Regions from separate parts of the Homo sapiens genome. Here region 2 is linked to region 1. Evidence: read pairs that join two places in POLR2A ChIA-PET (ENCODE). Cell type or tissue: OCI-LY7. All regions are shown on one strand. Each heading gives the region's core, and the rest is flanking DNA. Links, peaks and the distances in the headings are about the cores only.

What was found. Peaks named below come from ENCODE experiments on the same cell type or tissue, not always from the same donor. Only the 100,000 strongest peaks of a DNase experiment are listed, where the experiment ranks them.
Region 2: POLR2A ChIA-PET joins it to region 1 with 6 read pairs; 3 of 35 experiments call an interaction of 5 or more read pairs at or near these places.

The regions. Positions count from the first base shown.
Region 1 is chr6:63,437,598-63,445,798 of GRCh38, reverse strand. It overlaps a transcript of LGSN not described here and the pseudogene LOC642554. Among named protein-coding and RNA genes, the nearest start is that of LGSN, 120 kb to the right of the region's middle. In OCI-LY7, for the core only: CTCF peaks have their summits at 3,730 and 3,930; DNase peaks (open chromatin) are centred at 3,418 and 3,968; H3K4me3 peaks cover 1,209 bases; H3K27ac peaks cover 1,027 bases.
Region 2 is chr6:63,586,086-63,594,286 of GRCh38, reverse strand. No RefSeq gene overlaps it. Among named protein-coding and RNA genes, the nearest start is that of PTP4A1, 18 kb to the right of the region's middle. RefSeq lists an enhancer at 4,049-4,343. In OCI-LY7, for the core only: no CTCF peak of the experiment used is centred there; no DNase peak of the experiment used is centred there.

The DNA.
Region 1 (8,201 bases), core at 1,865-6,864:
ACACAGTTGGCAGGCAATTGTAGTAATTCAGATGAGAGTTTATAAAGCTTCCAAACATATTAAGTATTTTATTATAAACAAAAGTCTCTAAATCTATGCTGATATTGAAGGTAATGACCACACATTCTTAATTCTTATACAAGGCATGAGATTCTTCTTTTTTATTTTTATTATTTTTTTTGAGACAGGGTCTTGTTCTGTCACCCAGGCTGGAGTGCAGTGGCAGGATCTCTGCTCACTGCAACCTCCACCTTCCAGGTTCAAGCGATTCTTGTGCCTCAGCCTCCCAAGTAGCTGGGACTACAAGCGCCTGCCACCACACTGGCTATTTTTTTGTATTTTCATTAGAGATGGGGTTTCACCATGTTGGCCAGGCTGGTCGCGAGCTCCTGACCTCAAGTGATCTGCCCGCCTTGGCCTCCCAAAGTGCTGAGATTACAGGCGTGAGCCACCGTGCCTGACCAGCATGAGATTATTTTTATTTTTTTGAGACGGAGTCTCCCTCTGTCACCCTGGATGGAGTGCAATGACGCGATCTCTGCTCATTGCAACCTCTACCTCCCAGCTTCAAGTGATTCTCCTGCCTCAGCCTCCTGAGTAGCTGGGATTACAGGCACCTGCCACCACACCCAGCTAATTTTTGCATTTTTTGTAGAGATGGAGTTTCACCACGTTGGTCAGGCTGGTCTCGAACTCCTGACCTCAGGTGATCCGCCCACCTCGGCCTTCCAAAGTGCTGGGATTCAGGCAAAAGCCACCGCGCCAGGCTATGAGATTCTTATACAAGAGTGTCTGCCCTGCAAATGGCACTTTTCCATGGAAGCTACCCATGCCCAGACCTTGCATCAGCTCAACTGTTTTGGACAAAGTGACCTTGTCCTTTCCCTCCTTCCAGCCTTTCGTTGGTTGGCTACAGAGGGAATTGGACTCAAGCACAGTCAGCCATGGCATGCTAGTTCTTCAGGAGTGGGCCTGGGAAAAAAGGCTCCATCTAAGTATTTTTGTGCTGATTCAACCAGATTCTTCTCAGGGATTTAACTGAGAAGAATGAAAAGAAAACCAGTTGATAACAGTAAAAGAAGGGGTCAGACAGGAGCAGATATGTTAACGGTGGAATGTTAGAGTAAGAAAAATTCATAAAGTCCTGCTTCTCAGGTCCCTAGGGAAGTTTAAAAATCTGAATGGCCTTCTAGTTTCTGGCTCTATGAGGCAGATTCTAAGTGATTCCTGCTTTCCCTGAGTTCCGTGTATGTGTTAACTTATATTGCTATCCTTCCTCATGTTACACTACTTTGAATAAACAGAATACATCTCTATTCCTTACATATAAAGAGCCCAACAGAAATTACAACCACTTGTGTAACAGTCTTCTTGCATTAGTAATCATCTATCAATGATTTTAGTCTATCACACATTGGGAAAGATTTTCACTGTCTACATCATTAATGTGTAGTGGAGAACACAGAATTTGAAGCTAGCCTCCCTGAGTTCAAATGCCAGCTCCATCCCTTGCCAGTTTTGTTATCTTGGGCAAAGAATTTAACTCATCTTTCTGTTTCCATATCTATTTTTTTTTTGAAAAAGAGATAACATACTACTTAGAGTTGTTGAGAAGATTAAATGAGTGAATACTGAAAGCTCTCAGACAGTGCCTGGTGCATAATAAAGACTCGAGAGGCATCATCATCCAGTAATGAAACAAGCCATTACTTCTAGATGATAAAAAATTCTCTGGGTGACTCCTATTATGAGTTGGTTAACTGCTATTAGTTAGGACAGTGGCATTTTTTGTTTAATTACTTAGATTCCTTCAAAATAGTTAGATAATTCCCATACCCTATTGGCATGTTTCATAAAGGTCTCATGACACTTTTTTTTTTTTTTGGTGACAGCTGACCATTTAGTAGAAATGAGCCTTTACACAGCTTTGTGTAACAACTAGAAATGGCTATGTTTTCTTTCTCCCCACCCCCAAGCCTATTCCTTTAGGCATGCAGGTAACTGTCCCCCACCACCTCCCATTTCTCCTCATTCCACCAGGAAACCCTGACTAAGGAATGAAGAAGTCCTACAAAGAGGAGGTCTCAAGTACCAATCAGCAGCCATTTGATGATGGCAGGTAGGTCTGATGCTAAAAAGAGTTTGTGTCCAGCAGAGCCCAATTCCATAGGAATCCAAGCTCCAAGGCTGGGAGGCAGCAGGTGCTGGGGACAAGCTCACTGCTGAGAGTCGGTCTGGAGGATCTCATGGTGGTGCAGACCCTGGACCACATTGTCACAGATGGTGTTCACGCTGGTGCAAAGGTGAGAGGTGACAATGTGCTAGCAGCCCTCACTTGCTCTTGGTGCCTCCTCGGCCTTGGCATCTGCTCTGGCCGCACTTGAGGAGCCCTTCAGCCCACCGCTGCACTGTGGGAACCCCTCTCTGGGCTGGCAGAAGCTGGAGCTGGCTCCCTTTGCGTGCAGGGAGGTGTGGAAGGAGAGGCGCGGGTGGCAACCAGGGCTGCGTGCTCGCGGGCCAGCACCAGTTCCAGGTGGGCGCGGGCTCGGCAGGCCCCGCACTCAGAGCAGCCTGCCAGCGCCACTGGCGCTGGGCAATGAGGGGCTTAGCATCCGGGCCAGTAGCTGTGGAGGGGGCACCGGGTCCCCCAGCACTGCTGGCTTGTCCGCACCCGGCTTGAATTCTTACCAGGCCTCAGCCACCTCCCCATGGGGCAGGGCTCAGGACCTGCAGCCTGCCATGCCTGAGCCCCCACGCGGTGGGCTCCCACATGGTCCGAGCCTCCCTGACGGGCACCGCCGCCTGCTCCACAGTGCCTGGTCCCATCGCCAAGGGTTGAGGAGTGTGGGTGGGTGACTGGTGGGCAGCTCCACCCGTGGTCCTGGCGTGGGATCCACTAGGCGAAGCCAGCTGGGCTCCTGAGTTGGGTGGGGATTTGGAGAACTTTTATGTCTAGCTGGAGGATTGTATATGCACCAATCAGCACTCTGTGTCTAGCTCGGGGTTTGTGGATGCACCAATCAGCACTCTGTATCTAGCTAATCTGGTGGGGACTTGGAGAACTTTTATGGCTAGCTAAAGGATTGTAAATGCAGCAATCAGCACTCTGTGTCTAGCTCAAGGTTTGTAAATGCAGCAATCAGCACTCTGTGTCTAGCTCAAGGTTTGTAAACGTACCAGTCAGCACTCTGTGTCTAGCTCAAGGTTTGTAAACACACCAATCAGTGCTCTGTGTCTAGCTAATCTAGTGGGGACTTGGAGAACTTTTATGTCTAGCTAGAGGATTGTAAGTATACCAATCAGCACTCTGTGTCTAGGTCAGGGATTGTAAATGCACCAATCAGGACCCTGTCAAAACGGACCAATCAGCTCTCTGTAAAATGGACGAATCATCAGGATGTGGGTGGGGCCAGATAAGGGAATAAAAGCAGGCTGCCCGAGCTAGCAGCAGCAACCCGGTCAGGTCCCCTTTTGTGCTGTGGAAGCTTTGTTCTTTCTCTGTTTGCAATAAATCTTACTGCTGCTCACTCTTTGGGTCTACGCCGCCTTTATGAGCTATAACACTCACCGTGAAGGTCTGCATCTTCACTCCTGAAGCCAGTGAGACTACGAACAAACGCATTGGGAGGGACGAACAAACGCATTGGGAGGGACCAACAACTCCGGACATGAGGAACAAACAACTCCAGATGCGCTGTCTTTAAGAGCTGTAACACTCACAGCAAAGGTCTGCGCCTCACTTCTTAAGTCAGTGAGACCACAAACCCACCAGAAGGAAGAAACTCCGGACGCATCTGAACATCTGAAAGCACAAACTCTGGACACACCATCTTTAAGAACTGTAACACTCACCGCGAGGGTCCGCAGCTTCATTCTGGAAGTCAGCAAGACCAAGAACCCATTATTCCGGACACAAAGGGGCAGCTGCTGTAGCTGTGTCACCTGACAAGCAACCAGCGCCCCCGCTGCACAAAGCAGCAGCAGCAGCAGTTTCAGCACAGCCCAGAAACGAGTGTGCTTCCGGGGGAGTGGCTTGCAGGGGCAGGATTCGGACTTAGATTTGGGGGCCTAATTTGTTTCCTTGGTAGGTATGATCTGCTCCCGCTTGGCTGCTTTGAGGGCATCATACTCCTTTCTCTGGCACTCTTTCTCCTCTGCCTTCTCCCGCTTCCGCATTTCCTCTCCTGAGCTTCCTTAGCTCGCTGCTTTGCCTCATACTTCTCTGCCTCTCGTTCTACTTCCAACCCTGCTGCCTCTCCCACTTGTGGTCTGTCTGTACAGCCTTCATGTGTTGTGATGCCTTGTTTGCATGCTGTTTCCATGGCTTCTCACCCAAGCAATCACCTGCCACCTTGGCCAGGCCGGGATCCAGAGGTTATTCTTCAGGTCCAGCCACTTCAGGTTCTTCAGCTGAGCAAAGCTGACGACAAGGTGACCAGCCTGTTGTTGAGGAGAGCCAGGTGCTGGAGGTTGACCAAACGGCCCAAGTCTGCTGGTGGGTGCTGCGGCTTGTTCTTTCTAAGGTCTAGCTTCGCCAGGTGTGTGAGGCCACAGAAATCCGACGGGAGAATAGTCATTATTTATTTTTTTGAGATGGAGTTTCACTCTTGTTGCCCAGGCTGGAGTGCAATGCGCAATCTCGGCTCACTGCAACCTCGGCCTCCCAGGTTAGAGCGATTCTCCTGCCTCAGCCTCCCGAGTAGCTGGAATTACAGGCATGCACCACCACGCCTGGCAAATTTTTTTTGTATTTTAGTAGAGACAGGGTTTCTCCGTGTTGGTCAGGCTGGTCTTGAACTTCTGACCTCAGGTGATCCGTCCTCCTCGGCCTCTCAAAGTGTTGGGATTACAGGCGTGAGCCACCGTGCCCGGCACAATAGTCATTTATTACAAGACAGATCCAGTGTGGTAGTCTTTGGAAGGGCAGCCAGCTCCTTGACCGGGTCTTCATCCAGGTTGCTGAGGCTCAGGTCCTGTTTGTTGCTGTCCAGCTGGTGGCGGAGGTTTCCGCCCTCGCTATCTGCGTTGGTCATGGTGACGGTCGGCTGAACGGACCTGGCTCCAGGGTTTTGATGGGTGGGGGTAAATGAGCTGAAATGCCGCTGGTCAGTTCAGCGGGCCCCCACCCAACCCACCACACCTGAGCCCTCTGTCGCCTCTGGTGCCTACACCTTGTTAATTTTAGACAAATGGATATCTAGGGAAAGGAGAAACAGGCAGTCATAGCTGTAGAGTGCCTGCTCTATACAGGAAGGAAATTGTTTGGTACTGGGGAAGGTGATACTATTGTAGAAAAACCGGGTTCTCAATACACGATCAGGAAAATTTAGGCAGACAGACACATTATAGGGTTTATTCGGTGAAGAGAAAAAAAGGAAAGAGGAATTCTCAGCAAAGTGAGAAAGAGTCCTGATAGCAGGTTTCCTGCCTCACAGATTGAATGCCAAGTCACCACACAGGAACTGAGGAGGCCAGGCTCCTCCACCTACAAACGGCCTGAACTTCGCGAGGCTCCACCCCGTCCTCCCAGGGCGTAGGTGGGCATTATGCAGGGAGAATCAGTCAGGAAAGGGCAGCCTTCATCCGGGACCAGCAGTCTGGTTTTAGGCTTGAAGGCAGCCAGGGTTTCCCCAGGGTCCCTTGGCTGTCTGCTGTCCCTATCAATACTGACATACAAAAAACTCAGAACTTACAAGTAGAATCTGAACTCCATGAGGACTTAGAAGACTGTTTTAGTGGTGGAGGAACCTATGTTTGTCTTTTTAAAACAGATACCAGCACCTGGAATATAGTAGACAATAAATATTTTTTGAATGAATGTTGAATAAATGAAAAATAAGCACAATGAACAAAAAGGCAGAGATTTCAAAGCTAGAAGAGATGTATAAATGAAGGGCTATAGAAACATAAAAGAATGGATAATAAATTCTGACCACATTGGAGTATGTGTATATAGAGAGAAGGTTCGATATCTGAATTGGACCTTAAAGAAGAGTAGAGCTTTGACAAATGATGCAGTGGGGTGGGACTTAAAGGGAGAGCTTTTCTACCAGAGGGAATTCCAAAGAACTAGAGAAGTGAACATGCATATTTAGTCTGGGAAAGAAAATAGATGGGGGGAATTAGAATTGAGAAGAGGTGGAGGACAAGAGTGGTTGGAAGGCAGTGGCAGGAGATGTGCCTGGAAAGACTGTTTGGAACAAGAATGTAAAATGACCTCCTGTCCCATACTTCAGACTTTATTTTACAGGCATGAAATTTAAAAAAATTTTTTTTTTTTTAATGAGACAGAATCACACTCTGTCGCCCAGGCCGGAGTGCAGTGGCACGATCTGGGATCACTGCAACCTCCACCTCCCGGTAGCTGGGATTATGGGCTCACGCCACCACGCCTGGCTAATTTTTGTGTTTTTTTAATTATTATTATTTTTAATTGTATTATTATTATACTTTAAGTTTTAGGGTACATGTGCACAATATGCAGGTTAGTTAACATATGTATACACGTGCCATGCTGGTGTGCTGCACCCATTAACTCGTCATTTAGCTATAGGTATATCTCCTAATGCTATCCCTCCCCACTGCCCCCACCCCACAACAGTCCCCAGAGTGTGATGTTCCCCTTCCTGTGTCCATGTGTTCTCATTGTTCAATTCCCACCTATGAGTGAGAATATGCGGTGTTTGGTTTTTTGTTCTTGCGATAGTTTACTGAGAATGATGATTTCCAATTTCATCCATGTCCCTACAAAGGATATGAACTCATCATTTTTGATGGCTGCATAGTATTCCATGGTGTATATGTGCCACATTTTCTTAATCCAGTCTATCATTGTTGGACATTTGTGTTGGTCCCAAGTCTTTGCTATTGTGAATAATGCCACAATAAACATACGTGTGCATGTGTCTTTATAGCAGCATGATTTATAGTCCTTTGGGTATATACCCAGTAATGGGATGGCTAGGTCAAATGGTATTTCTAGTTCTAGATCCCTGAGGAATTGCTACACTGAATTCCACAAGGGTTGAACTAGTTTACAGTCCCACCAACAGTGTAAAGTGTTCCTATTTCTCCACATCCTCTCCAGCACCTGTTGTTTCCTGACTTTTTAATGATTGGCATTCTAACTGGTGTGAGATGGTATCTCATTGTGGTTTTGATTTGCATTTCTCTGATGGCCAGTGATGATGAGCATTTTTTCATGTGTTTTTTGGCTGCATAAATGTCTTCTTTTGAGAAGTGTCTGTTCATGTCCTTCGCCCACTTTTTGATGGGGTTGTTTGTTTTTTTCTTGTAAATTTGTTTGAGTTCATTGTAGATTCTGGATATTAGCCCTTAGTCAGATGAGTAGGTTGCAAAAATTTTCTCCCATTCTGTAGGTTGCCTGTTCACTCTGATGGTAGTTTCTTTTACTGTGCAGAAGCTCTTTAGTTTAATTAGATCCCATTTGTCAATTTTGGCTTTTGTTGCCATTGCTTTTGGTGTTTTAGACATGAAGTCCTTACCCATGCCTATGTCCTGAATGGTAATGCCTAGATTTTTGTGTTTTTTGTAGAGACAGTTTCACCGTGTAGGTCAGGCTGGTCTCAAACTCTTGACCTCAAGTGATCCACCCACCTTGGCCTCCCAAAGTGTGGGGATTACAGGCATGAGCCACCGCACCTGGCCAAAAATAGTTTCTTTTGAATTATATACATATATACTCATACCGTGTAAGAAATGCCAAATAGTCTTTAGTACAATGTAGACCTAATGAACTGTGAGATTTCAAAAAGTAATTTTCATGGCAGTGTGGACAGAGATTAGAGTACGGAGAGAGACTAAATTTGGGAGAGATAAGTAGGTTATTGTACTATATATATATATTTTTTGAGATAGTCTCACTCTGTCACCAAGGCTGGAATGCAGTGGCGTGATCTCGACTCACTGCAACCTCCGCCTCCGGAGCTCAAGGGATTCTCCTGCCTCAGCCTCCCAAGTAGCTGGGATTACAGGTGCCCACCACCACACCTGGCTCATTTTTGTATTTTCAGTAGAGACAGGGTTTCACTATGTTGGCTAGGCTGGTCTCGAACTCCTGACCTCAAATCCGCCCGCCTCAGCCTCCCAAAGTGCTGGGATTACAGGCGTGAACCACTGTGCCCAGCCTGTACTAATTCTTATGAGAGGAAAAATGCTTTTAGGATTTCTGGAATTTCAGC
Region 2 (8,201 bases), core at 1,012-6,011, 150 kb before region 1:
GGCTGAGACAGGAAAATCACTTGAACCCGGGAGGCAGAGGTTGCAGTGAGCTGAGATCGCACCAATGCACTCCAACCTGGGCAACAAGAGCAAAACTCCAACTCGGAAAAAAAAAATTCCCAAAAAGGAGCTATCTAACACTATGTGCCTCCTAATAAAAGTGCCACCTACAATGCAATATTATCAAGCAGACAAAAAACTCTTAATCTGAACAAGTCTCTGTCATTACCAATTTACAGAAAATACAAGAGAGAGGAGCATGTTCAATAGCACCATTGAACTGTCAGAATCCATTTGAGAAAAAAGTTTTTAAAAATATATACATAAAAAAATCCACCCTGTGAATGCAGTCAGCAAAATCTAGAATATAGGATATCTACAGGACAAACAACCCAATTTTTTCAACAAATAAATTGCAAAAAAAAATTGAGAAAGAACCTATAAAAGAAATATACCAACCAGTTGCAATGTATGGAAATTATTTGAATCCTAAATTGAATAAACTTAAAAAAAATGAGATAAAGAAACTTGAGCAGTGATTAGATACATTGGATACTTGATTATATTAAGCAGTTATTGTTCATTTCTAAGTGTGATAATATGATGGTATGTTTAGAAAAAAGAAATTATTTTTTAGAAATCCACAATGAAATATATTCAGATGAAATGATATTGCTTCTGGGGTTTGCTTCAAATTATCTAGTATGGTGGGGGGTGTTGTATTAGGTATCTATTGCTGCATAACAAATTACTCCTACATTTTGCAACTTAAAACAACAAACATTTATCTCAAAGTTTCTGTACATCAGATATCCAGGCCTGGAGCCGTGGCTCATGCCTGTAATCCCAACACTTTGGGAGGCTGAGGCGGGCAGATCACTTGAGTTCAGGAGTTTGAGACCAACCTGGCCAACATGGTGAAACCCTGTCTCTGCTAAAAGTACAAAAATTATTTGCGGAGCATGGTGGCGTGCGCCTGGAATTAACTGTTTGAACTCGGGGCGGAGGTGGCAGTGAGCTGAGATCGCACCACTGCGCTCTATCCTGGGCCATAGAGCGAGACCCTGCCTCAAAAAAAAAAAAAAAGTTTCTGTGGGTGAGGAATCCAGAAGCAGCTTAGTTGCATGTTTCTGGCTGAAGGTTGCTGCAATTATCTGAAGTCTAGAGGGTCTGCTTCCAAGTTTACTCGGTGTTTGGCTGAGCTCATGCCTCACTGGCTGAAGCTAGAAATCTCATTTTCTTTCCACATGGGCCTTTCCATAGGGTGCTTAGTTAACAGCAAGATGTGGCAGCTAGCTTCCCGAAAAATGAAAGCCTAAGATAGAAGCTTCAGTCTTTTATAACCTAATCTCAGAAAAGACACACCATCGCTTCTGCCATATTCTGATGGTCACACAGACTAACTCTGATACAACATGGAAAAGGGACCACTGATGGGTATAAATACAATGAGGCAAGGACCGTTAGGCGCCATCTTAGGAACTAGCTACCACATTGACCCAATGTTTTATGGACTTAGGTCAAGCCTTCATCCTTCCCCTGACCATAAACCCAAACCTGACTGGTGGACCATAGTAGTATTTCTAGACTTTGGTTTCATTTTTCAAATAGAAATTGTTGGTAAATTTTAGATCTTCTTCTACAAGGAACAGCCTGATTTATATATGCAGCCAGGCAAGCAACTTAATGCCAATATTTATACTTGGAAGTTTATCCTGTCAAGTTTTTACTTTTCGAGCTGCATTTCTGTGACGGGTTTGAATATTCAGATGCACCAACGAGCACTATCAAACCTGGCTGTATTTATTTTTATACATAGCATATTTTAACTAGCATAACTACAAGTATTATTTAATTAATGTCTAAATATTTGCTTTGTTTTTCTTTCCTTTTTTTCTTTTTTTGAGATGGAGTTTCACTCTTGTTGCCCCAGGCTGTAGTGCAATGGTGAGGCCTTGGCTCACTGCAACCTCTGCCTGTTGGGTTCAAGTGATTCTCCTGCCTCAGCCTCCCAAGTAGCTGGAATTACAGGTGCCTGCCACCATGCCCAGCTAATTTTTGTATTTTTAGTAGAGACAGGGTTTCACCATATTGGCCAGGCTGTTCTCAAACTCCTGACCCTCAGCTGATCCACCCTCCTCGGCCTCCCAAAGTGGTGGGATTACAGGCATGAGCCACTATGCCTGGCCAATATTCGCTTTCTTTAAATCTGTATCTTAATAGCATCCAGCTGATAGCTAGCTACCCATGAAAATTATTTGAATATACTTTTGCAGCAGGGGCATTTTAATGTTTCTTTTGCAATCCAGAACCTCTAAGGAGAAGTTGTTTTGGTTTAGATTACTTGTTTTTATTATACTATAGCCAGTAGTTCATGTTTAAATTTCGACCTGCTAGTCTAAATTCCACGAAGGCAATGACTGGGTTTGTCCTCACCACTTTGTCTTCGTTGCCTGATACATAGGATGTAATATTCATGCAATGAGTGTCTATGGAATTAATGCATGATTTCTGGATTCTAGCAAATTGAAAAACTGAATAGCTCCCTCAAGACTGAAAATTTAAGATCCTAGCATACATGATAAAAATTAAGTCATAGATGTAAAATACTAACTAGTAAAACAGAAAAGAACAAACATTTACAGAGCTGTTTTTTTAGCATTCTGCCCGATTTTTTCTTTTCTTTTTTTTTCTTTTTTTTTTTTTGAGATGGAGTCTCGCTCTGAAGTGCAGTGGCATGATCTCAGCTCACTGAAACCTCTGCCTGCCGGGTTCAAGCAATTTTCCTGCCTCAGCCTCCGGAGTAGCTAGGACTACAGGCACGTGCCACCACGCCTGGTTATTATTATTATTATTTTTTGTATTTTTAGTAGAGGCGGAGTTTTACCATGTTAGCCAGGATGGCCTCGATCTCCTGACCTCGTGATCTGCCTGCCTCAGCTTCCCAAAGTGCTGGGATTACAGGCGTGAGCCATCGTGCCCGGTAACTCTCTGATTTTTTTTTTTTTTTTTTTTTTTTTTGAGATGGAGTCTTGCTCTGTCTCACCCAGGCTGGAGTACAGTGGCATGATCTTGGCTCACTGCAGCCTCCGCCTCCCAGGTTCAAGTGATTCTCCTGCCTCAGCCTCCTGAGTAGCTGGGACTACAGGCATGCACTACCACACCCGGCCAATTTGTGTATTCTTAGTAGAGACAGGGTTTCACCATGTTGGCCAGGCTGGTCTCGAACTTCTGACCTCAGGTGATCCACCTGTCTCAGCCTCCCAAAGTGCTGGGGTTACAGGCATGAGCCACTGCACCCGGCCAACTGTCTGTTTTTCTTATGATTGCATTCAAGTTAGGGGAAATACCTCAGTAGAGATTTTTCTGAAACAGTTTCCTTGCAAAGGAAACAGATATTTAGATACAGTGTGCTGAAACTGGGGGCAAGCCTGGTTGCAGATTTTATCATGTTACAGATTTTGCATTATTATGATAATTAAAGAAACCTGCTGTTGAGTTAGTTCTCTCAGGCTGGATTCTTCATTGACAAGAAATGGAAGTTACTGGTGAAGTTCTGTGGCATCATCTTATCAACACTATTTTTTGGCCTCTAGTGTGGGCAGGTCTCTAATAAACAGGTAACTGAATAAAAGAATTATAATGAATCACACCTACCCAAGTCCCATTTGATCTAGTTGAACTCTGTTGCTTATTCCTTCAATCTAGGGGCTTTTAGCTGTATATTCATTGTTTTGAGTTCCTATGTTAATGAAGTTCTAGTGCACGTCCACTTGTAAAATGGTCTTTATTTTAGCACTAGTAGTGTCCAGTATATCCAAACCTATTTATTGGTCTTCTTGCCAATGAATGTAGCCAATAACACAATGTAAACAAGTGAAACTGGAATTTAAGTTGCTGAATTTTATGAAGTTGTGAAAGTTGTCAGAATCAAAATGCAATCATTAACGTCAGAACAACAAAAACAGCAACAAAACTCTAGAGCCAGGAAAGGCCATGAAGAGAGGGTTCTCATGCTTTTATGCTTGATAACAAAGACTATCACAAAGACTACAAAAACCAACCTTGCACAAAGGCCATTGCAACCTTACACAACAAATTCTTTTGCAAGGACATCTGCCCAGCAACTGACTATCCAATCCTGGACTGACGTCACCCTTGTTATTGATCTTTGCAGCCAAAGATAATTATTTGAAAACAATTATGTCATCCTCATTCTTTTCTTAAAAACCTTTGTGTTCCTTTACCTCCCTGAATATGCACATAGTTTACTCTGGCATGAATAATCTCACTGCAATGCCCTATTCCCAAATAAGTACCTTTTCTTTTAGAGAGCCTCTCTCTGTTGTTTAGACTGACAAAGTCAATGAAAGTGATGTTTGAGAACTGCTCAAATAATAACAAAAGTTATTGTCAGATAAGGATCTAGCAGAGTTAAGTCAATTAAAAATGGAAACAAATGAAAATTTATATGGATGCTGTATTAGATGCTTCAAGACAAAATTATCTAAATAATAACTGGCTAAGGCTGGCCTTTGGAAAAATTAAAGTCCTGAAATATTTTTGCAAAAAATGACCAAGTTTGTGACTATATTCTGCAAGTCAGAAGTGAAATGGACATTATATTGTCACTCCCCCAAAAATCAACACTTGACAGCCGGGTGCAGCGGCTCATGCCTGTAACTAAAGAAGTTCCCAAGGGCAATTCTTTTTATCATTTCACTATAAAATCTTTATTTTTTTTTTCATGATTGGAAAGTAATGGCCAGGCACGGTGGCTGCGTAAATGTCATCTCTTTTTTTTTGAGACGGAGTCTTGCTCTGTCTCCCAGGCTGGAGTGCAGTGGTGTGATCTTGGCTCACTGCAACCTCCGCCTCCCATGTTCACGGCATTCTCCTGCCTCAGCCTCCTGAGTAGCTGGGACTAGGGCGCCCACCACCACGCCTGGCTAATTTTTTGTATTTTTAGTAGAGACGGAGGTTTCACGGTGTTAGCCAGGATGGTCTCCATCTCCTGACCTCGTGATCCACCGGCCTCGGCCTCCCAAAGTGCTGGGATTACAGGCATGAGCCACCGCTGCTGGCCAAATGTCATCTTTTGAGAGTGTCTGTTCATGTACCTTGCCCACCTTTTGAAGGGGTTGTGTTTTTTCTTGTAAATGTGTTTAAGTTCCTTGTAGATTCTGGATATTAGACCTTTGTCAGACGGATAGACTGCAAAAATTTCCTCCCATTCTGTAGGTTGTTTGTTCACTCTGATGATAGTTTCTTTTGCTGTGCAGAAACTCTTTAAAAGTAATCCCAGCAGTTTGGGAGGCCAACGCGGGAGGATCACCTGAGATCAGGAGTTCAAGACCAGCATGGCCAACATGGGGAAACCTCATTTCTACTAAAAAAAAAAAAACATAAAAATTAGTTGGCGTGGTGGCATATGCCTGTAGTCCCAGCTACTCAGGAGGCTGAGGCAGGAGAGTTGCTTGAACCCAGGAGGCAGAGGTTGCAGTGAGCCATGATCACAACCACTGCACTTCGGCCTAGGTGACAGAGCGAGACTCCATCTCAAAAAAATATAAAATAAAATAAAATAAAATAAAATAAAATAAAATAAAATAAAATAATTAAATTGAAATTGAATGAATGAGCTATTTCATATTACTGTAGATACCTCCATTATATTATCACTTCCAAAAATTGTGTGTATTGCCACCTCTAAAAAAACAGAACATGTGTGTATATGTATGTGTCAGTTTGGATATCTTTAAAAAATGAATAATGTCAACTTTTCCCAGTGTGTTCTGTAGAACACTAATCCCAAGCAGTCATCTGAAAAAAAAGGCATCTGCAGTGGTACAGGATGTTTTCTGTTTCCCACACGCTATTCTCTGTTCTGCTCTGTCCCCAAAAGGCTGATCTGTATAGATGACAGGTTCATTTGCCCTCTGCCTGGGGAGAGAGGGGAAAAGAGAGACTAGTAGGACATCAAAGGGGATGCGGAAATGAGGCTGAATATTTCTCGGTCTTTTATCGGTCTCCACCTGGATTGCTGTTAGTTGGCTGTATCTTCCAACTAAGGTCACAGCTTCTTTGAGGAAGTCCTATCCATTTAGCTCTTCTCTTCAGTCCCAGTAACTGGTCCCCCTCTCTTGCCTCTTTAGGCTGGGAGGTGGCAACTGTATCACAACATTCCTGTTGGCTTCCCTTTATTAAATGCTTCTTAGTTGCCGGGCGCGGTGGCTCACACCTATAATCCCAGCATTTTGGGAGGCCGAGGCGGGTGGATCACCTGAGGTCAGGAGTTTGAGCAAGCCTGACCAAAATGGTGAAACCCCGTCTCTACTAAAAAACAAAATTTGCTGGGTGTGGTGGCACATGCCTGTAATCCCAGCGACCCGGGAGGCTGAGGCAGGAGAATCACTTAAACCCAGGAGGCAGAGGTTGCAGTGAGCTGAGATAGTGCCACTGCACTCCAGCCTGATGACAGAGCGAGACTCCATCTCAATAAATAAATAAATAAATAAATAAATAAATAAATAAATAAATGCTTTTTTCCTTTTTATAAAGTTCTGGGATACATGTGCCGAATGTGCAGGTTTGTTACATAGGTAAACGTGCCATGGTGGTTTGCTGCCTATTAACTCATCACCTAGATATTAAGCCCAGCATGCATTAGCTATTTATCCTGATACACTCCTTCCCCCCATCCCCCAACAGGCCCCAGGGTGTGCTGTTCCCCTCCCTGTGTCCACGTGCTCTCATTGTTTAGTTCCCACCCACTTATGAGAAGATGCAGTGTTTGGTTTTCTGTTCTTGTGTTAGTTTGCTGAGAATAATGGCTTCCAGCTTCATCCATGTCCCTACAAAGGACATGAGCTTATTCCTTTTTATGGCTGCATAGTATCCCATGGTGTATATGTACCACATTTTCTTTATCCAGTCTATCGTTGATGGGCATTTGGGTTGGTACCATGTCTTTGCCATTGTGAATAGTGCTGCAATGAACATATGCATGCATATATCTTTGTAATAGAATGATTTCTGTTCCTTTGGGTATACACCCAGTAATGAGATTGCTGGGTCAAATGGTATTTCTGGTTCTAGGTCTTTGAGGAATTGCCACACTGTCTTCCACAATGAACTAATTTACATTCCCACCAACAGTGTAAAAGTGTTCCTATTTCTCCACAGCTTTGCCAGCAGCTGTTGTTTCTTGACTTTTTAATAATTGTCATTCTGACTGGTGTGAGATGGTATCTCTTTGTGGTTTTGATTTGCATTTCTCTAATGACAAGTGATGATGAGCACTTTTTCATGTTTGTCAGCTGCATAAATGTCATCTTTTGAGAGTGTCCATTCATGTCCCTTGCCCACTTTTTGATGGGGTTGTGTTTTTTCTTGTAAATGTGTTTAAGTTCCTTGTAGATTCTGGATATTAGACCTTTGTCAGATGGATAGACTGCAAAAATTTCCTCCCATTCTGTAGGTTCTTTGTTCACTCTGATGATAGTTTCTTTTGCTGTGAAGAAACTCTTTAATTAGATTCCATTTGTCAATGTTTGCTTTTGTTACAATCGCTTTTGACATTTTCATTATGAAATATTTGCCTGTGCCTATGTCCTGAATAGTATTGCCTATATTTTCTTCTGGGGTTCTTATAGTTTTGGGTTTTACACTTAAGTTTTTAATCCACCTTGACTTAAGTTTTGAAAAAGGTGTAAGGAAGGGGTCTAGTTTCAATTTTCTGCATATGGCTAGCCAGTTTTCCCAATGCCATTTATTAAATAGGGAATCCTTTCCCCACTACTTTTGCCAGGTTTGTCAAAGATCAGAGGGTTGTAGATGTGCGGTCTTATTTCTGAGATGTCTATTCTGTTCCATTAGTCTGTGTGTCTGTTTTTGTACCAGTACCATGCTGTTTTGGTAGCCTTGTAGTATAGTTTGAAGTCAGGTAGTGTGATGCCTCCAGCTTTCTTCATTTTGCTTAGGGTTGTCTTGGCTTTAGAAGCTCTTGTTTTTGGTTCCATATGAATTTTAAAGTAGTTTTTTCTATTTCTATGAAGAATATCAGTGGCAGTTTAATGAGAATAGCATTGAATCTATAAATTACTTGGGGCAGTATGGCCATTTTCACGATATTGATTCTTCCTATCCACGAGGATGGAATGTTTTCCCATTTGCTTGTGTCCTCTGATTTCTTTGAGCAG